Linked DNA regions of Homo sapiens: region 2 is linked to region 1. The links are chromatin loops, found by intact Hi-C in ENCODE. Cell type or tissue: endothelial cell of umbilical vein. All regions are shown on one strand.

Region 1 (8,000 bases):
AAAGCTGATCACTGTTATCTGAGAATAAGTCACTTCTTCATATTTACTTAAGTCTTTTAGATGCAACAGTGAAGTTGTTGTTTTTGTTTTTGTTTTCTTCCAAATAGATCTGGGGCATTTGTTTCTAGGTATTTTACCTTTTTTTAATAGATGGAATTTTTATTCCATTATATTTTCCTACCAATTATGATTTACATTTAGAAAAACAATTGTATATTAATCTTCTACAGTCAAGCTACTGAATGTTTAATTATAATGGTGTTATAGTTGTTTTTCCTCATTTGTCAAAACTTATCTGCAAATAATAAAAATTGGCCAGGCGTGGTGGCTCACACCTGTAATCCCAGCACTTTGGGAGGCCAAGAGGGGTGGATCATGAGGTCGGGAGATTGAGACCATCCTGGCTAACACGGTGAAACCCTGTATCTACTAAAAATACAAAAAAATTAGCCAGGCATGGTGGTGGGCATCTGTAGTCCCAGCTACTTGGGAGGCTGAGGCAGGAGAATGGCGTGAACCCAGGAGACGGAGCTTGCAGTGAGCCGAGATCGCGCCACTGCACTCCAGCCTGGGCTACAGAGTGAGACTCCGTCTCAAAAAAAAATAAATAAATAAAATAATAATAATAAGTTAGCGTCATTCCTTCTAATCATTATGCTTCTTATTATTCTGTTTTGGCTAAGGGTATTTCTAATGCTTACAGAAAATTAAAACTAATAAAGATGGTAGACATCTAGCTTATATCTCATTTTAATGAAAATTTTTTTAGTATTTTACCATTGAGCTTATGTCGATTCAATGTTATTATTGGGAGATTATAAATCAATTTCTGTTATAAAAGACATTTATCAAATGCCTTTTGGCATTTATGGAGATAGTCAAATGAGTGCTGTCCTGGGATCTCTAATTATGCACATTGTGTTACTAGAGCACCGTATATTGAACTATCCCTGCATTCCTGGTATAAACTCCATATGTTTGTGGTACATTATCTTATAGCATGTGACTGTGGTTTATTTGACAATATGCTGCTTTTGGTTTTTGCTATAATAAAATAATGTTTTTATTTAATTTTATTGCACCATGCTATTTTGTCAGGTTTTGGTAACAGGAGCTTCATAAAACAAGTACATAAACTTTACCTTTTTTCTCTATTTTCAAAAACATTTTCCTTTTTTTTTTTTTTCATTTTATTTGAGATGGAGTCTGGCTCTGTCACCCAGGCTGGAGCCAATGGCATGATTTTAGCTCACTGCAACCTCCACCTTCTGGGTTCAAGTGATTCTCCTGTCTCAGCCTCCCAAGTAGCTGGGACAACAGGTGTGCACCACCATGTCTGGCTATTTTTTTTTTTATTTTTAGTAGAGACAGGGTTTCACCATGTCAGCCAGGCTGGTCTCAAACTCCTGACCTCAGGTGATCCAACCGCCTTGGCCTCCCAAAGTGCTGGGATTATGGGCGTGAGCCACCGCGCCCAGGCTGAAACATTTTCAGATAAGATTAGATTTCTTATTTCTTACAGATTTTATAGATTCAACTGTAAAAAATGTCTGAACCAAGTACTTTTGTTTTTGATGTTCTCCTGACAACTTTTTCATTTTAACTTCATATTTTTACCAGGATATATTTTGGCAATTTGTTCCTTTGAACCTAGCTTTCAAATTTTTTTTCTACAGAATGGAGCAAAGTAAAATTTCTTTGTATCTGTGCCTATTTTCTCTATTCTAATAGATAATTTTGTACATTCATGTTTTTTTCTCTCTTTATACACCATACCTTTGTTTATTTTTTATTAGTTTAGCTAATGGTTTGCTCTCTCTCTCTCTTCCCCCCACATTTTGCTCACTATTCCTCTATCTCTTTCTCTCTGTTCCTCTTGTTTTTGCTCTCATGATGTTTCTCTCTTTTTTTCTCTCCAGAAACCAAATCATGGACTCAATTAATAGTTTTATCTTTTGCTTCCTGTTTTCTAATTTACTTATTTCTACTATTTTATTTTTCTTTCTTCCTTTTTTCTTACATTTATTTAGTTGTCCTTTTCTCAACTTTAAAAATTTTATACTTTATTCACTTTTTTATGGAAAAAGTGGAAAAAGAGTTTTATTTTTGTAGAAAAAGAGGATTGTAAAAATACAGCATGAAGTAGATTTTCTACAGTGTCCTTTGAGGCTTTTAAGTAAGGATTCAGAATATTTTATTTATTCTTATTTGATGAACTGCTCTCATTTCAACCACATAACAAAATCAGACAGCATGTGTTGATTAGGGTTTTAAGCATTATTCAAATTGACTAAGAAAATTACACTTTCTTCAACATTTATTGATATTTCGAAAAAGAATATATAGTTATGTGATCTCACAAGTCTCCTAACCAAATATACCTTTCTTTCCATCATTGCAGGTCACTTGACCCTTACCTCTGGCTGTGGGGTAGTAAGTGTACTTGGCTGGGGATGTTAAGAAACTTTAATTCAATTCTTAGGGCATGCAGTAGGAAGTCCTCCTTGCCCTGCTGCCACCTTACAACCCCACTCTAACGTGACATCTCTTGCCATGCTACATTCTTACCTTGTTCCTCAGACCTGCAAGCAGATCGTTTTTAATGCCTGGACTCTAGTACTTCTCTTTTTTTTTTTTTTTTTTTTTTTTTTTTTGAGACGGAGTCTTGCTCTGTCACTCAGGCTGGAGTGCAGTGGCGCGATCTTGGCTCACTGCAAACTCTGCCTCCCAGGTTCAAGCGATTCTCCTGCCTCAGCCTCCTTAGTAGCTGGATTACAGGCACACGCCACCACGCCCAGCTAATTTTTGGGTTTTTAGTAGAGACGGAGTTTCACCATGTTGGCCAGGATGGTCTCAATTTCCTGACCTCGTGATTCTCCCACTTCGGCCTCTCAAAGTGCTCAGATTACAGGCGTGAGCCACCGTGCCCGGCCACTTCTCTTGATCCCATGTCTACTATCACTCTCCACTGAAGGTCAGTCTGCCTTGGTCTCCATGGCCTTCTCCAAACTGCCCAGCAGATAAGAGACTTCTGCTTTTAACACCATCCTGAAAGGCTGGGTCTTGTTATTCATTGACAGATTTTCGTATGTTCATTTATGCACATTTACTCATTCACCAGGCATGTATAAAGTACCAATTTCGAGTCAAATAGTGTGCTAGAAAGCAGAGATATAAAAAAAAAATACAGCAGAATATGGGTCCTTCCTTTTAGTGGCATAAAATGTAGTGGAAGGTGACCCACGGACATGGACCTGAAATGACTAAATCTAGATTCTTGGGTCCTGAGTTCTGATATGGCATCCTGAAACTTCTTGATGGTTTTGCTAATTGCTTACCTTCATGGTCACGTGTAGGATATTTCTATGATCTCCTAATTTTACTTTCCCTTTGTTTAACTTGATCTGTCCCCCCGTTTTTGTTGTTGTTTTTTCAATGCCTGCCTCTTTCCTGTCAGGTCTTAGTTTCTCATACATTGCTCCTTCTGCTGCAGTTCTCCCTATACCTGATTATACCACAGGCCATATCTTTAACATATTAATTTTATATGTGCTTTGTTCATGCAGAAAAACCAGTTCAGGAGCAAAGATAGCATATGCATATCTATTATTCACTAAATATATATCAAAGCTGCCCTGAAGTTTTTTTTTTTTTTTGCTTTATTTTATTTGAAGTATCAAACTTGAATTTATAATCATCTTTTTTTTCTGAAAAAAAAAAAGATCAAGAAAGACTTCCAGGAATCAAAAGAGTTATATCCTAAGATATCTGGAAATTTTCCAAATTTGAAATACTGTTAGTAAAGTTAATTTTCCCTAAGAAAAGATAAAGAAACAACAATTAGAGAACAAAACTGTGGCACCAAGATGTGAACAAAGGGCACTCAAATATGTATTGCAACAAAAATGACAAGTGATCACCCACTGTGTTCCCATGGGTAATTAGCAAGTAGAAGAAACTGTGACAGTTAAATCCAAGGATACCCAGGGTCTCCTGCACATTAGAATCTCATTGTAATGTGACAAAGTAAGGCCCAGGATGATTTCTAAAGTGGGCCATTGGTTTAGGTTTACGAGGGAATTTACTGTTGTGAATGAACATCAGAAGGAATTTATCCTGCTCTTTCCTCTATAACATGGTTCCTAGCATGCATCCCAGGGGTGGCATTTGAGCAAGACTCTAGTGTATTATTACAAAGTGGAGAGGAAGTAACACACTAACTGGACTCGCTTTTTAAAGCTTCTCAGAGTAAAACCTTGACACAATGCCAGACATCCAGATGAAAACTGAAGAAAAACAAAAACAATCCTCCAGATGTTTTCCCTAAGTAAATGAATAGTGATTACTGTTCTTATTCTTTCTTTTGGGGAATAACTCATGCAGGGTAAGAGGAAAAGGACCAGATGAAATGTCAGTGTCAACAAAGGCCAAGTTGTCCCCTTAACAGGAAGACAATATGGGTGATACTGGGTGACCCGGACAGTGTAAAATAATGAATCACCAAAACCTCACCTTAAAGTATGGTAAATTGCATTTTTAGCCCAAATGTCTTACCTCACTCTACATCCGTACCTTTAACCATTTAACTCATATAACCTTGTATTTCCTCCTACTATAGATAGAGTATACTTCCCTGACTCTTGACTCAGAGCACACCATGTGACTTGCTTTGGCCAAGCAAGGAGACATTAGCAGACATTATTCATGCAGAGGCTTGAAATGTGCTTAGGTAATTGGATTTACCCACTTACACTTTGCCCTGGCCATGAGAGGAACTATCGAGGTAGCTGACTGGTCCAGGGAAGAAGAAAAACTCATGGAACAAACCTCACCCTAACTTGAAGCTTAGAGCCTAAACCAGTCCAGAGCAGTTCGTTTCCAGTCAACTTGCAGATGTGTGAGAGAGAATAAATAATTGTGTTTTAAGCCACTGAGTTTTGGATTGGTTTGTTAAACAGAATTATTATGGAAATAGTTGACCTCTACTGTAAAGCCAAATCAGACTGGAGTTGAGTAGATGTCTGAAAGAATCAACATGAAGAATCAAGTCTCCACAAAGATATAGATCTAAACTTATCTGTCTCTCCAGCTTCACTGCCTAATAAGCTCTATTTAGCTTTTTGAGTCTGTCATAATATCCTACCTCCAGTTTTTGGATATGTCAAGCCCTTCCATACATCAAGGTCAACAAAGCATAAACAAAAAGCATATGCTTAAAAAAAAAAGTATCTCTGAACAACTTACTTCCCATTCCCATCCATTGCTTGAATGTCTTAACATAGCCATTACCTTCTCAGCTAATGGGATACCTTGGTCCTTAAGGTGTGCCTCCAGTGGCACTAAGTGGGAGCTCAAAAATCTATGGGGCAGCAGATCAATAAAAAATATTCTATCGATGACAACACAATTTATGCAATTTCCTGTAAGTTTGAACAGGTTCTAAATGAACATATATGCAACAGCAAGTTTCTTGGTAAAAATACTCAGAAATACAATAAAAACATTTTTTCTAGTAGCATTTTTTATTGAAACAAATATTTGTACATGTTAATGGGATACATATGGATACATACATGATATTTTGTTCCACACAGAGACTGTATAAAGATTAAGTCAGAGTGTTTGGGATGTCCATCACCTTGAGTATTTACCATTTCTTTGTTCTGGGGTCATTTCAGTCCTTTCTTCTAGCTATTTTGAAATATGCAATATATTGTTAACTATAGTCAACCAGCTCTGCTTTTGAACATTAGAATTTATTCCTTCTAACTCTATGTTTGTACCTATTAACCAACCTCTTTTTTATTCCTCCCTGCCTTCCTCTGCCCTTGCCCACACATACCCTTCCAGCCTCTGGTATCTATCATTCTATTCTCTACCTCCATGAAATTAATGTTTTTATCTCCCTCATATGTGAGAACATGTGATGTTTGTTTTTCTGTCCAGGGCTTATTTCACTTAACATAATGACCTCCAGTTCCATCCACGTTGATGCAAATAATATAATTTTTTTTTTTTGTTGTGACCAAATAGTCTTCTATTGTGTATATATACCTTATTTTCTTTATCCATTCATCTATTGATAGATATTTATATTGATTCCATATCTGGGCTATTGTGAATAGTGCTGTGATAAACATGTGAGTGCAGTTACTCCTTTGATATACTGATTTCTTTTCCTTTGGATAAATACCCAGTAGTGGAATTGCTGAGTCATATGTTAGTTCTATTTTTAGTTTTTAAAAAAATCTCCATACTGTTTTCCATAGTAGCTGTACTAATTTACATTTCCACTGACAATGTACAAGAGTTCCCCTTTCTCCACATCCTCACCAGGATCTGTTATTTATTTTGTCTTTTTAATAATAGCCTCTCACAGGACTAAGATAATATCTCATTGTGGTTTTGATTTGCATTTCTCTGATGATTAGTGATGTGAAGCATTTTTTCCTATATCTGTTGGCCATTTGTATGTCTTCTTTTGAGAAATGTCTATTCATGTCCTTTACCCACTTTCTTTCTTTCTTTTTTTTTTTTTTGAGACAGAGTCTCACTCTGTCACCCAGGCTGGAGTGCAATGGTGCGATCTCGGCTCACTGCAACCTCCGCCTCCTGGGTTCAAGCTATTCTCATGTCCCAGCCTCCTGAGTAGCTAGGATTACAGGCACTTGCCACTATCCCCAGCTAATTTTTGCGTTTTTAGTAGAGATGGGGTTTTGCCATGTTGGTCAGTTTGGTCTCGAACTCCTGACCTCAAGTGATCCACCCTCCTCGGCCTCCCAAAGTGCTGGGATTACAGGCTTTACCCACTTTTAATGGGATTTTTTTTTTCTGTTGAATTGTTTGAGTTACTTGTATATTCTGGATATTAGTCCCTTGTTGTACAAAGAGTTTATAGGTATTTTCTACTATTCTGTAGGTTGTCTCTTCACTCTGTTGATTTTTTTCTTTGCTATGCAGAAGATTTTTAATTTATTACAGCCCCATTTGTCTTTTCCTTATTTTTGTTGCCTGTGCTTTTAAGGTCTTAGTCATAAAATCTTTGCCTAGACCAATGTCCTGAAATGTTTCCCTTATGTTTTCTTCTAATGGTTTTATATATTGGTTTTATATTTAAGCCTTTAATCCAAATTGAGTTGATCTTTATGTATGGTGAAAGACAGGGGTCCAACTTTTTTTTCTGCATATGAATGTCCAATTTTCCCAAAACCATTTAATGAAGAGGATGTCCTTTCCTCAAGGTATGCTCCTTTATTGAAAATCATTTGACTGTAAATACATGGATTTAGATTTATTTCTGGACTCTTTATTCTGTTTCATTGATCTCTGTGTCTGTTTTTATACCAATATTATGCTGTTTTGGTTACTTGAGACTTAAAATATATTTTGAAGTCAGACAGTGTGATGACTCAAGTTTTGTTTTGTGTTTGATTGCTTTTGTTATTTGGTTTCTGTTTTGGTTATATATAAATTTTAGGATTTTTTTTTCTGTGAAAAATGACATATTTTGATAAGGATTGCATTGAATTTGTAGATTGCTTTGGGAAGTATGGTCATTTTAATGATATAAATTCTTCTGATCCATAAGTATAGGATGTTTTTCCATTATATCCTCTTTAATTTCTTTCATCCATGTTTTTTCATTTTTCTTATAGATGTCTTTAACCTGCTTGGTTAAATTTATTCCTAGGCATTTTATTTTATTTTATTTTTTAGCTACTGATTTTATAAATTGAATTGCCATCTTGATTTCTTTTATAGCCAGGTCATTATTGGTGTATAGAAACACTACTGATTTTTGTATGTAGATTTTGTATCCTGCCGTGTTACTGAAATTATTAGTTTTAACATTTTTTAGGATTAGTAGATATAAAATCATGTCATCTGCAAAGAGGGACAATTTGACTTCCTTTTCTTCAATTTTAATGCATTTAAAATAATAATAATCATCTGTCCAGGACTTTAAATTGACCAAATTTCTTTTAATGTTCCATAGTGAG
Region 2 (8,000 bases), 340 kb after region 1:
TTTCCTGGTTTTCTCTCATCTTCCCTGTTCTGTGCCTTCACAGGGCACATTCTCGCCCATCTCCACACTCTAACCCCTACTCCCTCCCTAGTTGGGATCACCTTGGTCTCCCTTCTGTCTTCAGCAGTCCTAATGTTGGCTACTCAGAAGACAAAAACTTTGGGTATAAAGTCTGCAAACACTGTGCACATAAAATGCCAAGCATCCTTCAACCCAGGAGAAGTAGCCTATAGCTTTAGTGGTGGTTACTACTATTTGGTACCAGCCCCGGGGTTGAAATCATAGGTCCTCTAACTTATTAACTGTGATGTTGAGCAAATTACTAAAATTCTCTGTGCTTCAATTTTCTCCCATGTGAAATAGGAATACTGGTAGTACTTATCTCACACAATTTTTACAAAGATTAAATGGGTTAACGTTTACAAAGTGCTTAGAACTGTACTTAACACATAATAAATGTTACTTGAATGATTGCTGTGGTCGTCATTAGCTACCATTTAGAGCTGTGTGAGGAACAGATAAATAACGCCTGTAAAGCACGTATCATGGGGGGCACACACATAAACAGTAAGCACCCAATTAATGCTAAGCTATTATTACTTTGCTCAAATATGACACACGTGTCAGAAATGACCCGCTGTTTATTTCTTTTTTTTTTTTATTTTTGCCTCTCTTGCTGTTTCTGATTTCTTTTTCAGCCCCTGTGAGGTCACATATGTCTGTGCCCGTGTCTGTGATGAGTATATTTAACCTCAGGGTCAAGACAGAAGATATTGGAAGAGAAGGAGAAGCCACTGGCTCATTTCCCAGTTTTTCCATTTTTATTGAAAAAATAAAAGTATTTCCTGTAAGAACTAGGTACCATATTTTTGAGACTCCAGCTGAGCTTGAATAGTTCATTAATTTTGGCACTCTTACGTGAAATGAAAGCAGTTTTGGAAAGTATGCCTTTATCTGGGTTAATTAGTAAACGAGAACATTGGGACTTTAACACATTTTTTTTTTTTTGCTTCAGCAATTCTTGTAATTGTTTTGCTTAGGTTCATGCTGTATATAAACACATAAAGACAGCTTTATGTATCCATCCTGTGATAAAAGACAACTGGAATATTCATGGTGTTCAAGGGACATTTTGGGGAGGGGAAAGTATAAGGACTGTATTACAGAGAAATTTGAAAGAAACAGAAAAGATGGAGGTTGGGGAAAAAAGATGAAGCTGTCTGAATAAGAAAGGATGTCTTAAAGAATGAACAACAGCAAAAGGAAGCACCATTAACAGCCTGTTCCATTTTGATGTCTGACTACACATATCCCAGCTTCGTTTTTATCATCTTAATGTTTATATCGTTACTGACATCCCTGACTTCTGTAACTTCTGAATGCCTCTTAAGGAATCTCTCCAATTATTTGAGTTTTTTGCAGATATTTAAAAGTATTTGGCTTCAAGGTTATGTTACATGACAGCAAACAAATGCTTAGTCATGCCATGAGTAGTATAAATGCCGGTGCTGCCTGCAGCATACATCAGTTCCAAGCTGATTATTTTTCCCTTCTTGTTTCCACCAATTTGTTACGAGACAACTGTCACTCGATGCCCAGATTGAATGGTATATCATACCCTCTCTTTGGCTCTAGAAAAATTACAGAACCCATTTTCCTGCTGACATCCTCATAGGTTTAATATTTCAGTTTAAACTTCAGGGTAATGTGTAGATGCATTCTTGTAAGTTGTCTAGTGCTGGCTGTGCAGAAGCATGAGATGGACAAGAGGAAGGTTGGAAAGTACCTTAAAAAGACAGACTTTTATAAAACTATATAACGTAATTTAGTCAAAAGTATTTTCCTTACTTCAGGTAATTAATTATCTAGGCTGTCTGGCTAGATGGGGAATTAACAAGCATTTAGCCATGAAATGTGGATCAGATACTTCACATAATTATTTTATCCATTCTTTCTTATAACATTGTAAAGTAAGTATCATTATCCTTTTACAGATAGGAAAACTGAGGTTAAGAGAAGTGAAATAAATAGCCCAAGGGCATGCTGTATGTTAGCGTACTTATAAAATTTATGAAATTGATATTCATGGCAGATGAGTCTAAATCATCTGAGATTATTTTTTGTACCCTTCTTCCTATATGCATGTGATGATCACCAGAGCTAGTCCTGGCCCCAAGCGGCAGGGAGACGGAACATATGTTTTTTAATTAGTATTACTCAGGCCCCTAGAATGTATCACAGAGAAAATGACATCACAGATGCTCCAGTGTGTCATACACTCTGGTTATTTAAGGGTGTGTAATAGAATCCTACTCCAACAGGAATTTGGATGCATATGGCAAAACAATTCCCAGAATTCCTTGTCAGTTCAGTTCAGGATGGAAGAATTCTCCCGCAGGACCCTGGCAATAGGCGTTCTGCCCTGTCTGAGGAATCCTCGAGGATCCTGAAATGGGCTGCCCTTGATCCAGTGTGTCACCATGTCTCCCTAACTCTAACCACCCCAGGAGGTAAAAGAGCTTTCTCCTCTCTATTACACACACACACACACACACACACACATCCTTTCCTTAAACTCTTTTGTGGTTATCACAGTGACTGGTGGGCTCTTCTGGCATTCCCAACCAGAGATGTTAAATGTCCTACAACATGTGGGGCTATCTGCATAAATACAAAGTGCCCCTCCCCAATAACAATGAATCCATGAAGAATTTTCCACCATCCCTTCTTTTTTTCACTTACTTTCAATACTCCCTCTCACAGCAGTTTATTCCATCAGGTTCCCTGTGGGAGAAGAGAGGAAGTAGATTAACATATCACCCCTAAAAGACAACCTCCTGTTCTGGGTTGTGATCTCTTCTGACCCAGGTTCTCCTAGTTTCTTGGCTCGCTGGAAATTCTGTTTTTCAGTCAACCTGCTGAATACTCTTTATTGGCAGCTACTCAGAAGGCCACTGCTTGAAAATTTCAGCCCTTGGGGTTGATTTTTGCTGCCAAAAACAGCAGTTGTTGAAGTCTGCTACATATGACTGGGTCATCCATAAGGGTATTTTTTTTCAATATGAAAAACATTTGTTCTGCCAAAGTCATGCCTACCCCCGGCATGGGGGTTGACAGGATTCCATTTGCTTCTAGCAGGGGAAGAACTGACCTCTATAAATTACATTCTTGAATAATGGCTTTGCCCAGAGAAATCTGGCATTACCCCAGGTCTTTCTCCAGATTCATAAACGCTAAATGAGGTGAAGATTTTGACCTGAGCACCTGGGTGGATGTTATGCTCCTTATTAAGATGTGAAAAACCGCCTGGAAAAAAAATTGTCTAGAGAGAGGAACATCAGGGTTTCAGCTTTGGCCTTGTTAAGTTTGAGATGCCTCTTAGACATCTAAATGGATTTGTCCATATGACAGTTGACGATAGGAGTTAAGATTTTAAGGAGTGGCCAGGGTTAGAGATGTACATTTGGGACAGATAAATAGTTCTAAGTCCTCAGCCTGGTAAAATAACTGCTGTGGTTTGAATGGGTTCCCTTCAAAATTCGTGTTGAAACTCAGTTCCCACTGTGGTGGTATTAAGTGGTGGCACCTTTTGGGAAGTGATTAAGTTGGGAGGACTCTGCCCTCATAATTGAATTAGCGCTTTTTAAAAGGGCTGGGAAGAACCAGCTTAGGCCCTTTTGCCATTTGTCCTTTCATCATATGAGGGCACAACCTTTATCACCTCCAGTGGATGCAGCAATAAGGCACCGTCTTGGAAGCAGGGAATGGGGTCCTTGCCAGACACCAAACCTGACAGCATCTTTATCTTGGACTTCCCAACCTCCAAAACTGTTGAAAATAAATTTCCATTCTTTGTAAATGCCCTAGTCTCAGGTATTTTGTGATAGCAGCGAAATGGATTAAGATAATAAAGAGAAAGAGAGTATAAATTTAGGAAAAAATCATCTTGGATTGGATAGCTCTAACATTTAGAATTGCTCAATATAAAATCATCACTAGGTTCTGAGTCTGGTGAATGGTACTAACAGGCAGATTGTCTAGTTATGATGCTGACACTAATGGTTGGAGTATCAATTTAACTAATCCTATGTTTTTCCCCAACCATAAAATAAAGAGTGAGATATACATGGTTACCTTAAGGTGGTAAGATTATAGATGATTTTTAATTTCTTTCTTGTCCTTTTTTATATTGTTCTAATTCTCTACAATGGACACATGACAATGTTATGAAAAAAATACAGTAAACATTTTAAATAGTAATACCCTATATATTGTTTACAGTGCATCTCAACCATCATAAGAGCATGCACGCCCCATCACATTATGATGTGAACACACACTGTAAAGGTGAACATCTTTTTTGTGATATTCAATGAATTATGTCTACAGGCATTTAAGTGGTTCTAAAAGTCTAGAATAATGATGCTTTGGTAAAAATCATAAGGCCAAGATGTCAGTGTGGCACAGTGTGGCATTTTGGACATAATAGAAGCATATTTATTGAATAAACAAAAGGTCACAGTTAAAAGTCACCCTATAAGAGCCTATTAGTTAGCTTGAGAAGTGGTTTACAAGGATGTTCCTTATGTTTCTGTATACTTTCCAACTCTCCAAATGTGTAAGGAGAGCAAAAATGCAATCAGGGAATTAATTCTTGGCCACAACTCACATTCCAAAGGAAAGAATAACAACAACAAAATACCCAAGCAAAACCATCAAACCACATCCTGGTAAAAACCTTTAATGTGCTGCTAGGGCATCATCTGGTCCCCATCATTACCAGCTGTGACTTGCACACCCGGGAAAGGCCAGACTTCAGCAATAGGAACTAAAATCAAAGGCCCATGATATAGCTTTGAAGTTGAATGTGTTTAGCAGCATTTTTAAGTAAGGTGATGACTAGAGAATTAGAAGAAGTGATGGACAGGGCCAGTATAAGACAAAGTTGCTAGGCAATATTTATAAAAATACGAGGAATCTTTGCAAATCAAGATAGGATAGTAACTTCCAGGTCTATCACAATTAATCTTCCGTTTTTACATTCAGTCAATGTGAATTAGAAGTCTACTTTGAGCAGAGTTACATATGTGTGCTTGGATAGATGAGACAATAAGACTGAAGCACTTTACATAAAATGGAGGAGAATGCTGGGCACGGTGGCTCATGCCTATAATCCCAACACCTTTGGGAAGCTGAGGCAGAAAGATCACTTGAGCCCAGGAGTTCAAGACCAGCTTGGCAACATAGTACGACCTCATCTTTACAAAAAAAAACAAAAAACAAAAATGTTTAAGTAGCTGAGTATGGTGGCGTGTGCCTGTAATGCCAGCTACTCAGGAGACTGAGGTGGGAGGATTGCTGGAGCCTGGGAAGTGGAGGTTGCAGTGAGCTGAGATTGCACTACTGCCCTCCAGTCTGGGTGACAGAGCAAGACTAAATAAATAAATAAAATGGAGAAGAAATTAGTAAATAATCTGAAAATCACATAAGCAAATGTAATCTTAATATCAAGTTATCACCTCTAGAGTACATGATTTCTAGGACATGTATTAAAAGTTCTGCTATAAGAAGCTTATCTTGATTAACTTATTTGATCACACGTTTCCCTGCCTATGAACCATTGTTCTATGGAATGTGCTCTAGGCCTACAATAAAGGCAACATTTTCCTAAATTCTTTATTCATGAAACCCTTTACCCAGAGCATTTCAAAAGAGTTGCATTTCAAAAAAACATACTTGCTAAAATCCTTCCACTAAAGATTAGGCTCATCTAGGATTAATTAGGAAACAGCTTTGGAGAAGCTAGAGCAGAGTTTGGAAACAGAGGTAAATAATGTGGTAGATAAGTGAGTGGAAGGCATGTTAGGCTGAAGGATCATGCCACAGCTTGGAGGCTGAACTCATTTGGCATGGGTGAGAACAATCTACATTCACAGAAGAAACACGAATTCCAAAGTAGGCTTGGTTCAGGGAGTTTTCTCTAAGAATACTGCAGTAGTCCTAGCATATCAGGTAACTGGAAAAGTCAACCAGCACTTTGAATCATAATTACTAAGAAGTCAATGAGAAGAGAGCAGGTAAATCTTGAAGAATCCATTATCCTTATGGATAACACATCACAGAAGATAATTCTTAAATTCGTTTTTTAAAATGTTGTCCTGGATAATTCAAGAGTTGCCATAAATTTTCAATGACCTCAATATTTCAAAGCTAGCATATTTTAAATTCATTTTTATTCATTTGTCTAAGTTTTACTTCTCCCTTGTAAGCTGTATGCTTTACTATAAGATAAATTAACAGTACCATTTAATGCATTTGTTCCTTCTAGAATCCAGAATTATCACCCGTAAGGCAGAAATTCTGCCAATTATAATCCTATCCTCACAAGACATCATCAAAACGCTGATTCATACTGACTAAACAAGCTGCATATTAATTACTCATTTCAATGTCAGCATGTTCATTATATATTGCTCTTTCCAGGGGAAGGAAAGACAAGGAGATGCTAACGCTTCTAGGGCATTTCATTAAAATGCACAACGCAGCAAAAAATAAGTTGCTTTTGCCCTTTAACTGAATTATGAAGAACAAACTTATGAAAATTATATTGGAACTGAAGGCTTTACCATTTAAAGACAACAGCACATTTTCTGTCACTTTTCATACATGTTTTTGGTGGCTCAAATCTACTCGAGTTATGCGATGGTCTCCCCAGTCCATACCACTATATCCTATGCCTCTCGTTGCTCACTGTAAGCCCTGTCTCACTAGAATGGCATGTGCTGGTAATGCCTGGGGTGACAAAGAGAATTGGACATAGTAGAAACTCATCTTGGACTTAGACTGTGTTCACCTGCTGGTCCAATTACAAAGGCTGTTATCAGAGTCGGGTGGGGAGCCTCAGTACATCATAGTAAACCTCAGAGCTGCTCCTGCCCCAGCCTCCTGGACACATGTATAAGCCCAAGAGAGGGAGATAGAGCTGTAATTGCTAATCAAAATAATTATGTTTAGTAAATTGTGTAATCCATCTGTTCCAATTACCCTACCAGAACATAAGACAAAGGGGAAGAGAATCCAGCTGTCTCATTTCCTACCTCTTCCCACTCCCCTGACACAAACCGCAGGCAGGTTGGTTATGATGCCACCTCAGGTCTTCCTTGATGGTGAATCAATCCAGCTGCCAACAGTGCTGAGCAGAGAAACAGGAAAGACTGAAATGGCCATTGGGGGAGCAAGGAGCAGGCGGGCCCAAAATCAGGAAAGCAGATGCAGAGCAATGTCAGGGGGCAGAGCTTACAGAAGAGCAATAAGAGGATCAAACTGAGCAGGGCTGCTGGGTGCCTCCAGGGTGAAACTGCTTGCAAGTACATTTGAGGCACCCTTTAGAGGGCCCCAGAAATGCAGGTGGGTGGTCTGGCAGGGGACCTGAAAGTCCTTTACCAACAAGTAGAAAAGGCTAGCGAAACTAGTGGAATTTGAGCTGTTCTTATTAATGTGACCTCATGTGGTCCTAGCTGATGAGTCCTAGGAGAAATGTGTGGTATATATGAATCTGGGGAGAGCTCCCCTTTCTCTAATATAAAACAGATGTCTGTAAACTAACATTGTAGGAGAATAAATTTGAGCACTCCAAATGGCTAATGAAATATATCAAGTTCCTTTTTTTTTGTTTTAATCTTTTGAGCTTAAGTACAAAGCATAGGGTGTGAGATGATCATGGTAGGCAAGAAAGAAGATGAAAGAAAAGTAGAGAGAAAGAGAAGTAGTTCATGGTTCAATAAACACCTACTGCGTTCTTGGCTCTTTGGTGGATTTTTTGTTCATGGCCATTGTTTTAGCTGATTTTCAAAAGTAAAAAAAAAAAAACGAGTCAAGTATTATTATCATCATTTTACAATGAAGAGATGAGTTTCAGAGATAGGAAGCAACTTGTAAGGGAGACCACACAGTTTCTAAACATTGGAGGTAAAATTTGAATCAAGGTCTATGTGATATCA

Evidence for each region. Hi-C counts contacts between places; a loop is a spot of excess contacts. Peaks named below come from ENCODE experiments on the same cell type or tissue, not always from the same donor. Only the 100,000 strongest peaks of a DNase experiment are listed, where the experiment ranks them.
Region 2: a loop joins it to region 1, with 6 times the contacts of the local background. A loop is called at or near these places in 1 of 110 quality-filtered maps.

Annotation. Positions count from the first base shown.
Region 1 is chr2:150,078,619-150,086,618 of GRCh38, reverse strand. No RefSeq gene overlaps it. Among named protein-coding and RNA genes, the nearest start is that of LINC01818, 87 kb to the left of the region's middle. RefSeq lists a silencer at 2,978-3,178. In endothelial cell of umbilical vein, no CTCF peak of the experiment used is centred here; DNase peaks (open chromatin) are centred at 4,298 and 6,248; H3K27ac peaks cover 1,248 bases.
Region 2 is chr2:149,738,502-149,746,501 of GRCh38, reverse strand. It overlaps MMADHC-DT (MMADHC divergent transcript), which reads right to left. Exons shown (of 3, transcript NR_110240.1): 2 at 2,743-2,784. It overlaps LOC105373680 (a long non-coding RNA gene), which reads left to right. Exons shown (of 2, transcript XR_923464.3): 2 at 699-854. Among named protein-coding and RNA genes, the nearest start is that of LINC01931, 120 kb to the left of the region's middle. In endothelial cell of umbilical vein, no CTCF peak of the experiment used is centred here; a DNase peak (open chromatin) is centred at 4,701; H3K27ac peaks cover 1,098 bases.